Regions from separate parts of the Homo sapiens genome. Here region 1 is linked to region 2. A link is a loop called in an ENCODE intact Hi-C map of the cell type or tissue named here. Cell type or tissue: A673. All regions are shown on one strand. Links, peaks and the distances in the headings refer to the core of each region. The heading gives the core; the rest is flanking DNA. Region 1 has its middle 13 kb from the start of OR5AK2. Region 2 overlaps LOC107984364 (a long non-coding RNA gene).

Region 1 (8,377 bases), core at 359-8,358, 250 kb before region 2:
TGAGGATGATAGTCTGTAAATTTCCTAATGGTATTTAATGGGAGACCCATTAGCTGTAAGGAAGTTCGTCTCTTTCCAGATAGTGGTATGGGCATGGAGGACAAGGAAAGCATACCTAGAATCTGTATAAATGTTAACTGTTTTTCCTTTGCTTAATTCAAGCACCCTCATGAGAACAATTTTTTCAGCCAGTTCTGCACTTTTGCCAGAGAAGAGATGTGCACTCTCAACAAAATCACTCAGGGTAACTATTGCATACCCTACTTTATGGGTTTCTTATTCTACAAAAGAACTCCTATCTGTAAAGAGAATCCAGTCTGAGATCTCTAAGGGGGTTTCCTTGAGGTTCTCTCTGGCTGCATAGGTTTGTGCTATTTGTTCACAGTCATGTTCAGGTTCCTCAGCTTCCTCTGGGAGGAAGGTGGCTGGATTTAGGGAGCGACAGGTTTTTAATTGGACTGCAGATCCTTCTAATAACAGAGCTTGATACCCAAGGAGGCAGTTGTCTGATAGCCAGAGACTCCCCTTAAAAGATAGTAGTCCTGCCACATTATGTGAGGTATAGACAGTTAAATTATTCTCCATGGTTAACTTAGTAGCCTCTGGTACCAGCAAGGCCACTGCTGTGATTGCCCAGAGACAGGCTGGCCATCCTTTGGCTACCAAATCAAACTCCTTACTCAGGTAGCCTACAGGCTTCTGGGCTGACCAAAGGCCTGTGTTAGAACTCCCACTGTCATTTCCTTTCTCTCCGACACAAAGATTAATCATTTTTCCTATGGGGAGACTAAGGGCTCGTGCCTTAAGCAAGACTTGTTTTACTCAGTCAAAGGCCTTTCTAGCCTCTGATTCCCATATTAGACAGTGAGGTTTAACTGCCTGAGTCTCCTTTCTTAGGTGTTATAAGGGACAAGCTATTTCACCATACCCAGGTATCCAGGTCTGCAGAATCCTGCAATGCCTAAGAATCCCCTCAGTTGCTTGAGGGTTGCGGGAAGGGAAAATGGAAAATGGGTTTAATTTTCTCTTCACCCAACACTCTTGTGCCCTCTGAGAACACCAGGCTTAGATACTTCACTGAAGCGTGACAGAGACGAGCTTTAGATTTTGAAACCTTATATCCTCAGTTAGCCAGAAAATTAAGAAAAGCCTTACTGCCCTCCTGAGAGATTTCCTCAGTTGGAGCACAGAGAAGAAGGCCATTGACATATTGTAAAACTTTAAACTAAGGATAAAGGACAGAGGATTATTGAGGTCTCTCAATAATCCCTGCCCAAACAGGTGGGGGCTGTCTCAGAAGTTCTGAGGTAACACCGTCCAGGGTGGTTTGGTTAGAGGGATCCTCAAATGCAAACAAATACTGAGAGTCAGAGGGTAATGGTATGCAGAAGAAGGCATCCCTTAGGTCCAGCACTGTGAACCATTTAGTTCCCTCAGATGTTTGAGCTAGCAGGGTATACAAATTGGGAACCACTGGGTGTATTGGAACCACAGCCTCATTAATGATATGGAGGTCCTGAACTAGTCCCCATTCCCCTTTGGGTTTTTGTACCCCCCAATATTGGGGTATTGCAAGGGCCATTTCAGGGTTTGAGGAGGGCTTGCCTCTTCAAGTTATCAATGATGGCTTCTAGTCCTTTCCTGACTTCTGGTTTCAGGGGATATTGTTTCTGGTTAGGAAAGGAGGTAAGATCCTTAAGATGGACCTGGACCAGTATGGTGGTTGTGGCTCTGCCAATTTTCCCTCGAGTTGCCCAAACTTTTGGTTTAAAATGGTCTCCACTAGGGGCAGACAAAAAGTTTGCACAGGGGCCATCAGGATGGGGTCCCCATATGAACCAGAATATCCCCACCCAACAGAGGATTTGGGCTTTCCAGCATAATTAGAAAAGCATGGGTGAACCAAAGGTCTCCCCAGCTACAACTAAGTGGTTGGGAAAAAGATCAGGTTAAAGGCCTTTCCTGATATGTTCCTCATGGTCTTACTAAGAGAGGAGAGAGGGTCCATAATGGGGAGGAGAACTGAGAGACTAGCCCCAGTGTCCTAAAGATGGTCTACTTTTTTCCCCTTCAATTTCCAGAATTATCTGGGGCTCTCGGATGATAATAATGGTCTGGAACACCAGACTCAAGAAGAAGAGCCCCAGGACCTGTCAATCCTACTGCTGGTGTCCCCAATGACAATCTACCCTCCAGGTTTCCCCACGACAGATTGGACAGGTCAAAGTGGCTTCCTTATGCTGCCTGGGCAATCCTTCTTCAAACGCCCTGGCTTGGCCCATCTGTAGCAGTTAACAAGTGCACCCTGGGAATTCTGGGTTTGTGGGCTTGCCTGGCATCCATTAAAGCCTCTGTCTCTTTTCTGTATTTCCTCTCTCTCTCTCTCCTGGGCACCCCTATCTCTATTGTATAAGACTGACATGGCTACTTGCAGGAGGTTCTGTAAAGTATTATCTGGTCCCAGGGCCTGTTTTTGCAGCTTCCTCCTGATATTAGGGGCTACATGAGTAATAAATTTATGCTTTAGGGTTAGTTTTCCATTTGACTGAATCAGAAGATAGAGAGGTGTGCTTTATCAAGGCCTCTCTTAGCTTTCTCAGGAAGACAGTGGGATTTTCATCAAATCCCTGGTCAATCATGGATAACTTAGTATAATTGAGAGGCTTAGTCTTAGTCCTATGTAATCCCTCCATTATGCACACCTGAAAGTGTCTCCTCTTCCAGCCTCCCGTCTTGTCATTGGGATCTCATTTAGGTCATCCATTGGTACTGCTTCTCTTCCAGTTAGAGGATTTCACCCCCTTCCCTGATGCTATATGTGATAAAAAGTTCATCCCCAAATCTCTCTGCTGCTTGTAGAGTGGCCTGCTTCCCAGTCTTTATCAGGGTCTAATTCAAAAGTAACATAACATCTCTCCAGGAGAGTTCAAATTATTCAGTGAAATTCTGGAAAGCCTCTATATATTGATCAGGGCCATCTGAAAACTTGTCGAGATCCCCCTTAATTTGCCTTAACTCTTAAAAGGAGAAGGAGACTTGGACCTGACTGAGGCAAAATTAACCAGGCATCTGTTGGAGGGGCAAGAGTGAGACTAGGACTTGTCTATGGTGAGGATTTCTAAGCGGGGGCAAGTGTAAGGCTGAAGTTGGATAGGGAGGTCAGGGCCGACCTGGAGGAACAGGGCTGGAAGGAGCTGGCTCCTCTGCTAGGGGTGTCTCTGGAATTTGTATTTTTAGTTTCCTTGGCTTGCCCCTTGCAGCCTTTCCTGAGATGGTTAACATGAGGGCTGGATTAATCCTACACTGTCAGCGAAGGCCTGGGTTGTTCTGCAAGTTACAGAAAGCCTGCAAATATGGGGCCTCAGATCATCTGTCTGCACATCTACAGAAAAGATAACACTGCAGGATGGTATTGAAATAAATTGTTCCTTCCTAAGGCAGATCCAGTCCTTCATAATTTCACCAAACCTCTGTGCAGAGGGCTATGAGGCATTTTTCTTCCAGATTCTAAGGGTCATAGCAGTCCCAGTGGTTCAGGATAGACTCCAAAGGAATATAAGCAAAGGGTGATGAAAAGAGCTGGTTGCCCATTCAGAAAGACAAGGAAATAGAGGTGACTCTCATTTCCCTTCCTTCTTTCAGTGAAAACTCAGAGTGTGAAGAGAGAGAAAACAAGTGTCCCCTTTTTCTCTTCCATCTTTTGTCCCTGAGTCCTGGAGACCTTGGCAGCTCCCACCCATGGGTGCCAATGCGACATGTACCCATGATGCAGGGAAGGCCTAGAGAATAGGAATTATTTGCCCTCACCTATGCCTCCATCCTCCCTACTGCTGGCAACCTTTGAGATCCCTGGGCTCATTTATGTTATGGAGCATGGCCTCCTTCCATGTGGTGGGGGTTTAGTCAGCAGGAATTGGTCCTGCCCATTCACATTGTGCCTGTTGCCTGGCTTTGACTCCCTCAGATCTGGTTTTCCTTTCTAAGGATTCAGCCTGAAGCTTGGAATCGAATTTGAGACAAAAAAAGAAAAAAAAAAGGTATTTCAGGGGCTGTCTGTATCTGTCTAGATGGTCTCAAATTAGCCCTGTTGAATTTGCAGTTATCAGCCAGCAGGGGTCGCTCCTCTATTATTTTTCCTATCATAAGCAGCGTGCTGTGGATAGGAGCCCTCTCATTTAGAAAAGAAAAAAATAGTTTAAGAGGCAAAAGTGAGAGGTCCTGGGGGAAAAACACCTTGCTCAGTGCAAACAGGTTCCTTTATCATTGTATCCTTCACCTGGTTCAGACCAGGGTGACCTTCTTGGTCAGGGGAGGAAAAGTTCCATCGGCATGGCAGGTGGGAAGTGCTGGACAGCTAGCCACATGAGGCCCCGGCAGCAGTTGTGATTTTCTCCCACCCCTCGTGGCCATTGGGCATGGCTTATGCATGCTGTCGACATGCCCAGGCACCCAAGCCAGGAAGGGAGTGGGCGAGGAGAAGAGGTGTCATGCGCTGCGCGTCTGTGACTGTCAGGTTCAGGATGGGGATGGTACCTCTAAGAATAAACAGAAACCACATTGTTCTGAATTTCACCTTTGATGGCTGCGCCAAATGCTCATTATATTTAGTATCATTGTCGCGGTTTGTAGCAAAACCCTTAACATTATCAGGGAAGAGATAAGAGGCATTTCAAACCTTGAGAGAAGTAAAGACACCAGGCAAAGTCTGGGAGTCTTGGCCAACGGAGTTGAGTCTTGGGGCCTTCCAGAAAAAAAAAAAAAAAAAAAAAAAAAAGCCCTTCGGTTGCCCTAGAGCTTTACTCCAGTTCTGTGGTGGATAGACTTCTCTGAAGAGAAATATAGTCAATGTTCTTTTTGTCTGTAGGAAAGAGAGAGGTGGCAGGGTCTTGGAAAAGACACAGATCCTCATTTTAACTCACCCTTCTTTGTATCCCAGATGGGGCCCCAAATGAAATGGGAGAGTTCCCTGATTCCCTTTGCAGGATATGCAATAAGGGTGTGGCTCACAGGTTTGGTCACCACCACTGGTCAAACCCCTGATAGGAGGGAGACGGGGAGCACGCAGATGGTCAGGTGCAGGAGCTGGGGTGAGTGCTTTGAGCTCCGGCCCCACAGGAGTGTCTAGGGGTGGGTGCCTGCTGCCGCAGTGTAAAAATGCTCTTTTAGCCTTGCCATCTGCAGATGGCTTAAGTGTTAACCAGTTCAATGGACCGTTTGCCTTTTTGCAAGGGCAGAGGGCCAGTGTGGCAGCTTTCTGTATCCCAAGCTCTTGCCCAGCATCCCAGAAGAATTGGGTCACACACAAGCTTGAAAAATGAATGCAGGGCTTTACTGAGTAGTGGAGGTGATTCTCAGCAAGATGGATGGGGAGCCGGAAAGGCGATGGAGTGGGAAGATGATCTTCCCCTGGAGTTTTGGCCATCCAGCAGCCAAACTCCCCCCAACTGCCCCCAGGCGAATTCCTCTCGGCATTCAGATGTTCTTTCTCTTCTCTCTCTCTCTGCTGTGCCTTTCTTCCATTTGTCTTCTGTCGTCTCCTCATTTCTTTGTCTGCCTCTGGAGTCTGGGGTTCAGAACTTATATGGGTATAGGATAGGGGGGCATAGCAGGCCAAAAGGCCACTTTTGGAGTACAAAAACAGAAATCCCTCTTTTCACTTATTTCTGGCGGGTCTCCAGCCTTAAAGGTGGGGCCTTTGCCAGTGCACTGCCCTCTTCTACCCAGTATCTCTCTGTCTCCTGTCCATATCACTATACTCACTACCTGGGTTAAGGAATCATTCACATCCCAAACCTCAACATCTTGCAACATACCCATATAACAAACCTGTGCATGAAACCTCGAATCTAGAATAAAAATTGAAATTATTAAAAAGTAAAATAAAATAGGAAACATATTCACATTATAAACCAATGCTGCTTTTTTTAAATAGATAAGCTCTTTAAGATTGGAAAATATAATAGATATATCTCCTAAGGCTAAAAATTGCTTCCCAAGAGATACTGACACTATATTAGTTTTAAAGTTTCTGACCACCATTCAAGCAGAAAGGAATTAAATGAAAACACTCTCTCTGTAAAGATAGTTAGGGAGATGCCAAATCACAAAGAAAATGTTGTAACATTTTTCTAGAAGTTATCTAGTGTTATCTAGATGTTATGGATGGTTAATTAGTTTCTTTATTGGCTCTGAATAATGGTGTGACTCATCCTGCCACCAGGAAAGATGAATGTCCTCACTAATATGGAACATAAAGGTGAGGAAAATACTTGCTCAACGTTGGATTCCCAACATCCACCATATTCTCAGCACATTGTAGTATCTGAATAAACATCTGTGGAAGAAATAAATGGACAAAGGAAAGTGGAAAGGAAAGACCAGAAATCTAGACAGAGCATTCTCACAGGGATTGAGAGAAGTCAGCTGCAGTCCAGCACAGCTGTCTCTGGGTTGAAAAGTGAGGCAGCAACAAGAGCTTTGCCCAAGCTTACTGGGTGAAGCAACTGCCTATAACAACATTGAACAGTGTTATTGTAAATAAACACACAGAAAGTACATGTCTGTCATTTTATATGCAGAAAGGTAGAATAAAAGAGCAACAGGATAAATGTGAGCAGGTTAATTCCCTCAGCTCCTCAATGTCTTAACGTTATAAGTTTTTCAATACACAGTTTATGGAATAAAATATGTGAAACCAGCTTGGTAGCTTGAGCAAGCTATCAGGAACCTCCAAGGATTGTTGGGTTTTTATTACTAATGTTTCTTTTTGAATTTTGAGGTCAAGTTTGTGGATGTGTATGCGTGTATGTATGTGCCACAGAAGACATAGGGGCAGAAGGGTCTAATGCAATACAGGAAGTATAGACACCAAGAAGAACATGGGCAGAGCTGTCACTTAGCCTAGAGGAGTAGTGGGTAATCTTGGCAGTGGATGCATGTGTGAGGCCTCCATCATTCCTCACCAGAAAAATTACACATTTCATGGATTAATCCTCAACACCTGACACATGATTCTTTGCATAGATAACTTAACAGTACAGTTAAGAAAGAAGTCAGGCTGATGCCAAGGATATTGATCCTACTGCCAATATCGTACTGCCAAGGATATTGGTGCTCAATCTTCTATGAGGCAGAAGATAATGGTTATCTATCACTACAGTGAATGGGGAAGTGATTTGGGGGGATAGTAAACATAACAGTACATCAGAATTATTCCAGGTGGAGTGGAATGGAGTGGAATAGTGCCACTCTATAAGACTTAGATTAGGTAGTGGTCCTCATTATATTGTTACAGGATCCTTGGGGTGTTGCTTTTCTGGCCTGAAACCTCTGGCTAGTGGCACCTTTGCCTGAGTTTTGCTTGGGCCCACTGGGCTCATTCCACCAACTCGGTCTGGCAGGCTGCACTCAGCTTACACTACCAGCCTGGATCCCACTCCTGCCAAGGGCAAGTCAGGCATGGAGTGGTGAGGGGTGTGTGAGCAAGCGTAGGGTCCAGCAACTGCACAGTCAGATATGCTGGCTGCCACAGCAAAGCAGGAAGCTCTAGGTGCTGGCACAGGAACTGGCTCTCTGTGAGGCTGTGTCTGGACCAGGCACACTACAGGCAGCTTTCCTGGCTGGCACCAGGGAACATAGTGGCACCTGGAAGCTTGGAGATGCCAGGCACCACAGGACCCCATAAAGGAAGGCACAGCCTTGGCTCAGGAAGCTCCTAAGTCTGTGCTCCCAAAGAGGCTGAACCTCTTCTTTCCTTCTCTTCACCCACAACATGGCAAGTAAGGGGCATGTTTCAGCTCCATTTGTGTTATAGCTTCTTTAGCTCCACCATTCAGTGGGTCCTGAGTTCTTGTCCTGTGACCAGGAAGAATCTGGTACACAGAGAAATGGAGGGTGAGCAAGATACAGAGGAGCTTTATTGAGCAATAGAACAGTTCACAGCAGACTTGCATGGGGTAGTACCTTTCTGCAGTCAGGGTGTCCTGATGAGTGTTCAGATCCTAGCACAGAGGAGACCCTGGAGTGGGAAGCTTCTCTCTGCAGGCAAGTTATCCTGTTGTCTTCCCGGCTCTCAGCAGACAGCAGGCCCTTGAGTGGGTAACTTCTCTCTCCTGGTGGTCATCCTGATGTCTCCTGCTATCAGCAGAGAGGGTAGCTGCTCTATGCACCTAGTCGTCCCATCATCTGCCAAGCTCTCTCTGAGCACGGGGCTTTTATGGGCCTCAGATGGGAGAAAGCGCATGGTGATTGGTCCATGAGCAGCCATGGGTAGGCCCAGAAAATACGCCACAAGATCTCCCTCTGGTCAGTGGGAATCGCAGCCAAGCCCAAGTCTTCTGGCCCTCCCTGGCCTGAACATGGGGTGCACCCTTCTGCC
Region 2 (8,377 bases), core at 326-8,325:
AAGATGGTGAAACCCCACCTCTACTAAAAATACAAAAATTAGATGGGTGTGGTGGCGGGCGCCTGTAATCCCAGCTACTTTGGAGGCTGAGGCAGAGAATTGCTTAAACCTGGGAGGCAGAGGTTGCAGTGAGCCGAGATCGCACCACTTCAACCAGCCTGTGCAACAAAGTGAGACTCCATCTCAAAAAAAAAAGAAGAAGAAAAGAAAAGAAAGAAAGAATTTAAAATGTCCTAGGACTAAAGTGACATAAGGCTAAGAAAATTAGCAAATGCCATTTTGCTGCTGAAGAGCTAACACTGCACTGTGCAGTGGGCGAGCCACTTGCCATGTGTGGCTATGGAGGGCTGGAAATGTGGCCAGGCAGATGGTGGGACACTGCAGGTGTAGAACACACACTGGGTTTCAAAGACTTAGTATGAAAAAAGAACGTAATATATCTCATTAGTAATTTTTTTCTATTGATTGCATGTCAAAATGATAACATTTGGATATATTAAAGTAAGTACATTGTTAAAATGAAGTCTACTTCTTTTGTTTCTTTTACTTTTTTTTTTTTTTTTTTTTTTTTTTGTGAGACAGAGTCTTGCTCTGTCACCCAGGCTGGAGTGCAGTGGCGGGATTTCAGCTCATTGCAACCTCCGTCTCCCAGGTTCAAGTGATTCTCCCGCCTCAGCCTCCCGAGTAGCTAAGATTACAGGTATGTGCCATCATGCCTGGAAAATTTTTGTATTTTTGGTAGAGACAGGGTTTTGCCATATTGACCAGGCTGGTCTCAAAATCCTGACATCAAGTGATATGCCCACATCGGCCTCCCAAAGTGCTGGGATTACAGGAGTGAGCCTCCATGCCCAGCCTCGTTTACTTTTTTAATGTGTCTACTAGGAAAATTAAAATCACATATGTAACTTCTGTTATAGTCCTATTGGATAGTGCTGAGCTGAAGGATCATATCTAAGCCTTAGGATGCTCACTCTGGAGGCATCTTTGAGGATGGGTTAGAATGGGTTAGGCTCGTTAGGAAACAGGTGCAGTTTTTCAGACCAAAGGCCCATATTAAGGAGAAGACTCCAATTCCAATTTTCCAACTACAGGTAGTTTGTCACCAACAAACAAAAAATAATAATAATAATAGTAATGGCTCTTACTTATTAAGTGCTTACTCCATGTCAGCAGGCACTGTTCTAGTGAAGGACCATGATTTTAAAAAGTGAACTCTGAAAGCAAAAATGCCTGGTTTTAAATCCTGGTTCTGCTAGTATACGAAGCCTCAGTTTCATCAACCTTAAAATAGGGGTAACCGTATATAGCATTGTCAGAACTACGAGATACTAGGCTTAGATACCAGACTTAGGTAGTCATCTCTTACTATTACTCCCATAGTAACAGGTAGTGTATTGCATCCTAATAGGTAAAGTTTATTACCAGGCACTGTATAAGCACACTCAAATGCTTTTTCCCAATGTAAGTTTTAATGCCATCTTTTACATTATGATCCCCATCTTACAGATTGGTAAACTGAGGTTCACAGAGTTACTTCACTGTCTCAGGACCATGTGGCTTCTGAGTAAGACAGAGAGGATTTGAACCCTTGGCTTTGACTCTAGAAGCCTGAGAGCTCTACAGCCAGGATGTGTTTTCCCAGCACAAGGCCATGCTTCTGCATTCAGATATGACCTGCTGTTGCTTCATTGGAGGGAGGGAGGAGATTTCTCAGCAGAGAAATCTCATAGATGGATCCCGCTCTCTCCGCCTGTCTGAAGGATGATGAGATTGAGTGGAGAAAAATTCACGTAGGCTCACAGCTATGATGATAAAAAGATAATTTGTAAAACCAGCATGTTTGTAATTACTCATTGACCCATAGACATAAAGATCAAGCTATGAATAACTCCACAATAGCAGCAATAACAATACTAGTGAATAATACTAGTAACTATTTACAATAGCAAAGACTTGGAACCAACCCAAATGCCCATCAATGACAGACTGGATAAAGAAAATGTGGCACATACACACCATGGAATACTATGCAGCCATAAAAAAGAATGAGTTCATGTCCTTTGCAGGGACATGAATGAAGCTGGAAACCATCATTCTCAGCAAACTAACACAGGAAAAGAAAACCAAACACAGCATGTTCTCACTCATAAGTGGGAGTTGAACAATGAGGACACATGGACAGAGGGAGGGGAACATCACACACTGGGGCCTGGTGGGGGGTGGAGGGCAAGGGGTGGGAGAGCATTAGGACAAATACCTAATGTATGCAGAGCTTAAAACCTTGATGATGGGTTGATAGGTGCAGCAAACCACCATGTCACATGTATACCTATGTAACAAACCGGCATGTTCTTCACATGTATCCCAGAACTTAAAACAAAATTATTAATAATAATAATAATGGCTCTTATTTATTAAGTGCTTACTCCATGTCAGCAGGCACTGTTCTAGTGAAGGACCATGATTTAAAAAGTAAACCCTGGAAGCAAAAATAGCTGGTTTCAAATACTAGTTCTGCTAGCATATGAAGCATCTGTTTCATCAACTATAAAATAGGAGTAACCGTATACAGCATTGTCAGAATTCTGAGATAATAGGCTTAGATACCAGACTTAGGTCCATGCCTGGCACAGGGCGAATGCTCAGTTAATATTTTCTGTTACAATCATCTCATTTAATCCCCACAATAACCCAATGGGTAGAGAGGATCAATAGTGATAAATGGGAATGATAATATTCCCAGTTTACAGATGCAGAAACTGAGATGCGAAACAATAAGAAACTTGTCTAAGCCCCTCCATTTCTCAGTATTGGAGATGGGATTCAGACCTAGGAGGGCTGGTTTGAGGATCTACAGTCTTAGCTACCATGGTAGACAGTTCTTAATCTTAAACAGTTTGTAAAGTCATATTTTTTTCTTATTCTTCTTCTTTAATGATACTTTCCATCTTAGTTCCTTGAAGTGTGGAACGTGCCTGCCCTGCCTGCCCGAGGCTTTGACAGAAGCCAGTGGGATAGTCAACAGCTTTGTGTGAGCACAGAGAGAGGTAGCTGCCCCAGATGCTGCGGGGCTCTGCTGATGAATGACCCATCAGTCCCACGGGTCCCACAGGTATCCAGCGGCAATCTACCCTTGCCAAGAAGGCACAACACTAGTGCTACAGCATCTCCCACTCTTAGGACTGCTCGGGCCCTAAGGATGGTTGGGGAGGTGGAAAGAAGAACTGGACATGGGTGAGCCAGCTCAAGCACAGAGCTGCCTCCTGAGCCTGGCTGTTTGGCTGCTGTGCCTCTGATGGCTCGGTGATGCTGACCTCTGGTGGAGATGAGCTGCTACTCAGCTTTGACCTCCCTCTGAGCACCAGGAGTCCCAGCACTGGCTTCCAGCCCCGCCACCGGGATGCAGACCCAGCAGCCTGAGACCCCAGAGGGTGCACCTAAGCCCAACCTCTCTCCTTATTCCAGGGCCCTGTGGTATCTGGAATTGTCTACCCTGGAACCTTATGGCTCAGGGGCTAGAAGAACCCTTAGCAAAAGGAACTTACCCAGCTGATGATTCTGACGCTGAACAGGCGCTAGAACCCAGCACAGGTCCCAGTCTCTTGGAGAATTAAGGCCTCGGCCTCTCCACCTAGTTCAGTGTTTTGAGCTACACATTCTCTTCTGACATGTGGTTACACCGCACTGTAATAATACATGTTATGACACTGATATAGAAAAAGAAATGTTCTTGTCTAATTATTTTCTGTTTGGGTGGTGCAGAAGTAAAACCAAGAGACGTTGAATCATCCTCAGTATTATTCATCACTCTTCCTCAAGCATGTCACTCTGTAAAGACAACATATGAAAGGGAAAATGTTACCCTGTTTTATTAAGGAAAATTATGGACTAGAAAAAGACTGCTTTTTTTTTTTTTTTTTTTTTTAATAAGCTGACATTGATAGAGAAAAGTTGAGCCAAATCTCTGGAGGCAGGAATCTCATTGCTGAGCACCCAGCGCCACCTTGTGGCTTCTCGCAGGACAGCGATTCCAGCTTCCACTCATTTCTCTACCCACCACTAAAAACATTTATTGAGCATTTCTTATGTTCCCTTTCACCTGTTTCTCTGCTGAGCCTCTTATCTGAATCTTTTATCTCAATGAACTTTGCACTGAAATCTCTTTCGATACACTCATTAATTTTAGCATGGGAAAAAGGGTGGCTACACAGTTGAGTTGGCCCACATAAGAAGGTGTCTATGGAGATATTCTTTATCCATGAGCCCTCCCAGTTATTCCAATGTCAGCCCTGGGACCCTGAAGATCACTCACAGATTTAATTAGACAAATCTCTTAAAATATGTGTGTATATTTTCCTTTCCCTCTTTCTCTTTCTGGAAATACGTTTTCCTGTTTCTCAGGCAGCAGCCACTCTGTTAAGACAGGGGAACTTCAGCACAGACAGGTTGCGGGGGACACAGCTAATTAGTGACTGAGCCAGAGCTGGGGCTTCAGGGCTTTGTGACTCACTCAAAAAATGTCCACTAAGTCCTTCCTCTGTAGGGGGCCCTATGCTAAGCTCAATGGTAAATCAAAACCCCACCCAGGATTCTGCCCTCGAAAGATAGAGCCTTGTCAGGGACAGAGGCATCTACTAAAGAATGATGTAAAAAAGTAAAGCTGTAACTGTGCAAAGTATTACAAGGAAAGCTATGTCCACAGACAGGATTTTTAGAGTCTGACTTTTAGAGACTTCAAAGGACTGAAAATATCATGGCCCCCTCCATAATCTATTTTAAATGAAAACAAACAATTTAAAGATAGGTGTAAAGAAATCCCCAAAAGCCTTATTTTTCCCATAATGACATCTTTGAAAGTATTTTATGCTAAAAGGAATCAAATAGCATGTTATGAAAAATTGGGAGTGACCCTGTTTCTCTAATGCCTGAAAGAGATGTTTAGCCAGCCTGTTGGGGAATCCAAGAGTGGATACATATATAATAGGAGTTTGACCTAGTCAGGAAAATTTGGAAAGACTTTCCTAAGAAAATGGTAACAGTACTGAGAGCTACAGGATAAGAAGCAGAGAGGTGAAAACCATGACGAACAATTACAGCAAGCACTGGGCAGATCGTGTACTTCCTGCAGAAGCTGGGAGCTTGAGACAGCAGAGGCTGAAAGAAGGTGGGAGAGGCTGGAACAGAGGACAATGAGGACTGTGTTGTAAGAGAAGACAAGGAGCCAGACCACACTGGGCTTTGTGGGACACCTTGAGGAGTTTTGCATTTATCCTCCAAGCAATGGAAAGCTGTCGAAGGGTTTTAATTGGCAGGGCATGGTGACATGATCCAGTTGGTGTTACAGAAAAGCCACACTGGCTGTATGCCGAAAGTGGATTGGCAAGAGGACAAGCACCTTAGCCTACTGTCCTAGTTTGTTTTGTGTTGCTATAACAGAATGGCATGGACTGGGTATTTTATATCAATAGAAATGTATTGGTTCATGGTTCTGGAGACTGGGAAGTCCAGTGTCAAAGTGGTAGCATCTGGCCAGGGACTCCTTGCTGTGTCATCCCATAGCAGAAGGTGGAAGGGCAAGAGAACACAAGAGAGCAAGAGAAAGAGCAAGAGGACAAGAGTCCAATAAGGAGACATTAATCCCCAGGAGAGATGATAGGAGCCTGGATTAAGAGTGTGGTAGATAAAATGGAGAGAAGTAAGTACACTTGAGCAATATGTTGGATTGGGTATGGGTGTAAGGAAAAGGGAGCTTTTGGGACGTCTCAGGTTTCTCACTTGCTGGAACTAAGTGAACATGGTGTGGCTGAACTGGTGAGCAAGCCCCAGTATCTACTTTCTCCTTTTTCCTTTAGTGATTGCACCGGAGTCTTCTTACATGCCAACTTCCGATCTTCTCAGGCTCACTTACCTTTTTTATCAGCTCTGGGAGGGTTCTGATGAACCCAAAGCAGGCACAGTCTGATAGCTCCCTCCCCTCTGGTCCCTGCTATGCCTTTCTCACCTCCCACATGGGCTTTTGCTGATTTCACTGGACTTGGCACGGTGCCCATGTTTTGCATGGAAACTCAGAAAAGCAAAAGAGTCGGCACTCCACTGAAAAATGTTTTGACCAATGAGAAGAGCTACTGGAGATATTCTTCCTGCATTCTCTCCCAGAGGTCTGGTCCTCAGGAACAGTTGATACAACTTCTTGGTGTCTTGTTTCTATAGATTGGTCAATTAACATGTACCCTCATATTAGTTGTCTCTCTTTTCTTCTTCACTCTCCTTGTTAGTTACTCCGATTTGTAAACTTTCAGCTCCAGACTCGCTTTCCAGGAAACACAGTGGTATGGTTTAAATGTGTCCCGCAAAATTTATGTGTTGGAAACTTAATGCCCGATGCTACAGTGTTGAGAAGTGGGAACTTTAAGAAGTGATTAGGTCATTAGGGCTCATGAATTGATTAATGGATGGATTAATACCGTTGGATAGACCAATGCTAATAAATGGATTAATTCCATGACCTCAAAGTGGGTTAGTCATCATGGCAGTGGGTTTCCAATAAAAGAGTAAGTTCAGCCCCCTTCGTTTCTCTTGCTCTCTTGTGTTCTCTTGCCCTTCCACCTTCTGCCATGGGATGACACAGTAAGATGTCCCTGGCCAGTTGCTACCACTTTGCCACTGGACTTCCCAGTCTCCATAGCCATGAGCCAATAAATTTCTATTCATGTAAAATACCCAGTCCATGCCATTCTGTTATAACAACACAAAACAAACTAGGACACTAGACTAAGGTAGTAACATAATATCCAAGTTTTAGCTGGGAACACACTACCCAGCTATAGACTAGATGTTCCACCTCCCCTTACAACTACCTGAAGCCTTATCAAAGTGATATGAACAAAGTAATGTGTGCTTCTTCTGGGTCACATTCTTTAAAAAAGGAAATTGCTTACTCTTTATATCCTTTGTTTCTCCTTTCTTATATGGTGGAACATGGATGTGGGATAGCAAGCCAGCTTTGACCATGCAGATGAAGACAACATCCAAAGGGAAGCAGGGCAACAGAGCAACAAGACACTGTGTGCAGGAGAGCTGAGCCACCTGTCTACCTCTGGCTTATTAATAGAAAGAAAAATGACTATTTTTAAAGCCCTGTCTCTCTGCCTCATATCTTAACTTGTACCATAACTCACACTTAGGGAACAGTGGAACAAGACCAGGCTTGAATGCAGTTTGGGGCATGTTGCATTTGAGAAGGTTTTGAGAAATGTAAGTGAAATATCAATTGATCAGTTAGGCACAAGTCCAGATATCAGAGGAGAGGTCTGGACTGAAAATACAAGTTTGTGAATAGTCTCCCTTTCACGTGTGGTTGGTAATTAAAGTCTCTGTGTGTGTGAGATGGTCTAAGGAGAAGGAAGAGAGTGAGAAGAGAAGGATGCCTGTGGTAGGCAGCTTCTAAGGTGACCCCAATTATCTGCACCTCCTGGTATTTTTGTCCATTTGCAATCCTCTCCACTGGAATGTGGGCTGAACCTAGCAACTCATTTCAAAAATATATAATATGGCAAAAGTAATGGGATGTCACATCCAAGACTAGATGACAAAAACACTGGCTTCCATCTTGAATGCCCCCTCTCAGTCACTTTTTTTGAGAGAAGTCAACTTCATATTGTTAGCTGCCCTGGGGACAGATCTATGTAGCAAGGGCCTGAGGAAGGCTTCCACCCAACAGCCAGTGAGGGATTGAGGCCCTTAGTCCAACATCTTGTAAAGAAAGGAATTCTGCCAACTACCTGTGAAAGAGCTTGGAAGCAGATTCTACAATCCCTCTCAAGCTTTCAGATGACTGAGCCCCAGCTAACACCTTGCAACACCTTGACTGCAGCTGTATGAGACTCTAAGTCGGAAACATCTAGCTAAGCCACAGCCAGGCTCCTGACCCAGAGAAACTGCAAGATAAAAAGTGCCTGTTGTTCTAAGCTACTAAGTTTGAGGAGGATGTGCTTCTCGGCAATTAATAACTAAGACAGAGCCCATGCAAGAGCCCGGAGGACCCTGTCGTTTAGTAGCTGGTAGAAGAGAATGAGCCTAGAAACTTTATACATCAGGGCAATCCAGGTGAGTGCCAAATGTCTTTATCAATTTTGTGCTGCTATAAAGGAATGCCTGAGGCTGAATACTTTATAAAGAAAAAGGGGTTATTTGACTCATCATTTAATGGCTGGAATGTTTAAGATTTGGCCTCTGCATCTGGTGAGGGTCTCAGGCTTCTTCCACTCATGGCAGAAGGTGAAGGGGAGCCAGCTTGTGCAGAGATCACTTGGCAACAGAGGAAGCAAAAGAGAAAGGGGTGGGATACCAGGCTCTTTTTAGCAACCAGCTCTTA

Evidence for each region. Peaks named below come from ENCODE experiments on the same cell type or tissue, not always from the same donor. Only the 100,000 strongest peaks of a DNase experiment are listed, where the experiment ranks them.
Region 1: a loop joins it to region 2, with 11 times the contacts of the local background. A loop is called at or near these places in 12 of 110 quality-filtered maps.

The regions. Positions count from the first base shown.
Region 1 is chr11:56,997,767-57,006,143 of GRCh38, forward strand. No RefSeq gene overlaps it. Among named protein-coding and RNA genes, the nearest start is that of OR5AK2, 13 kb to the left of the region's middle. RefSeq lists an enhancer at 8,110-8,377. In A673, for the core only: a CTCF peak has its summit at 4,119 (motif pointing right); no DNase peak of the experiment used is centred there.
Region 2 is chr11:57,245,904-57,254,280 of GRCh38, forward strand. It overlaps LOC107984364 (a long non-coding RNA gene), which reads right to left. Exons shown (of 3, transcript XR_001748067.3): 2 at 3,549-3,831; 3 at 1,451-1,805. Among named protein-coding and RNA genes, the nearest start is that of APLNR, 13 kb to the left of the region's middle. In A673, for the core only: CTCF peaks have their summits at 3,331 (motif pointing left), 4,015 (motif pointing left) and 4,218; DNase peaks (open chromatin) are centred at 3,328 and 3,988.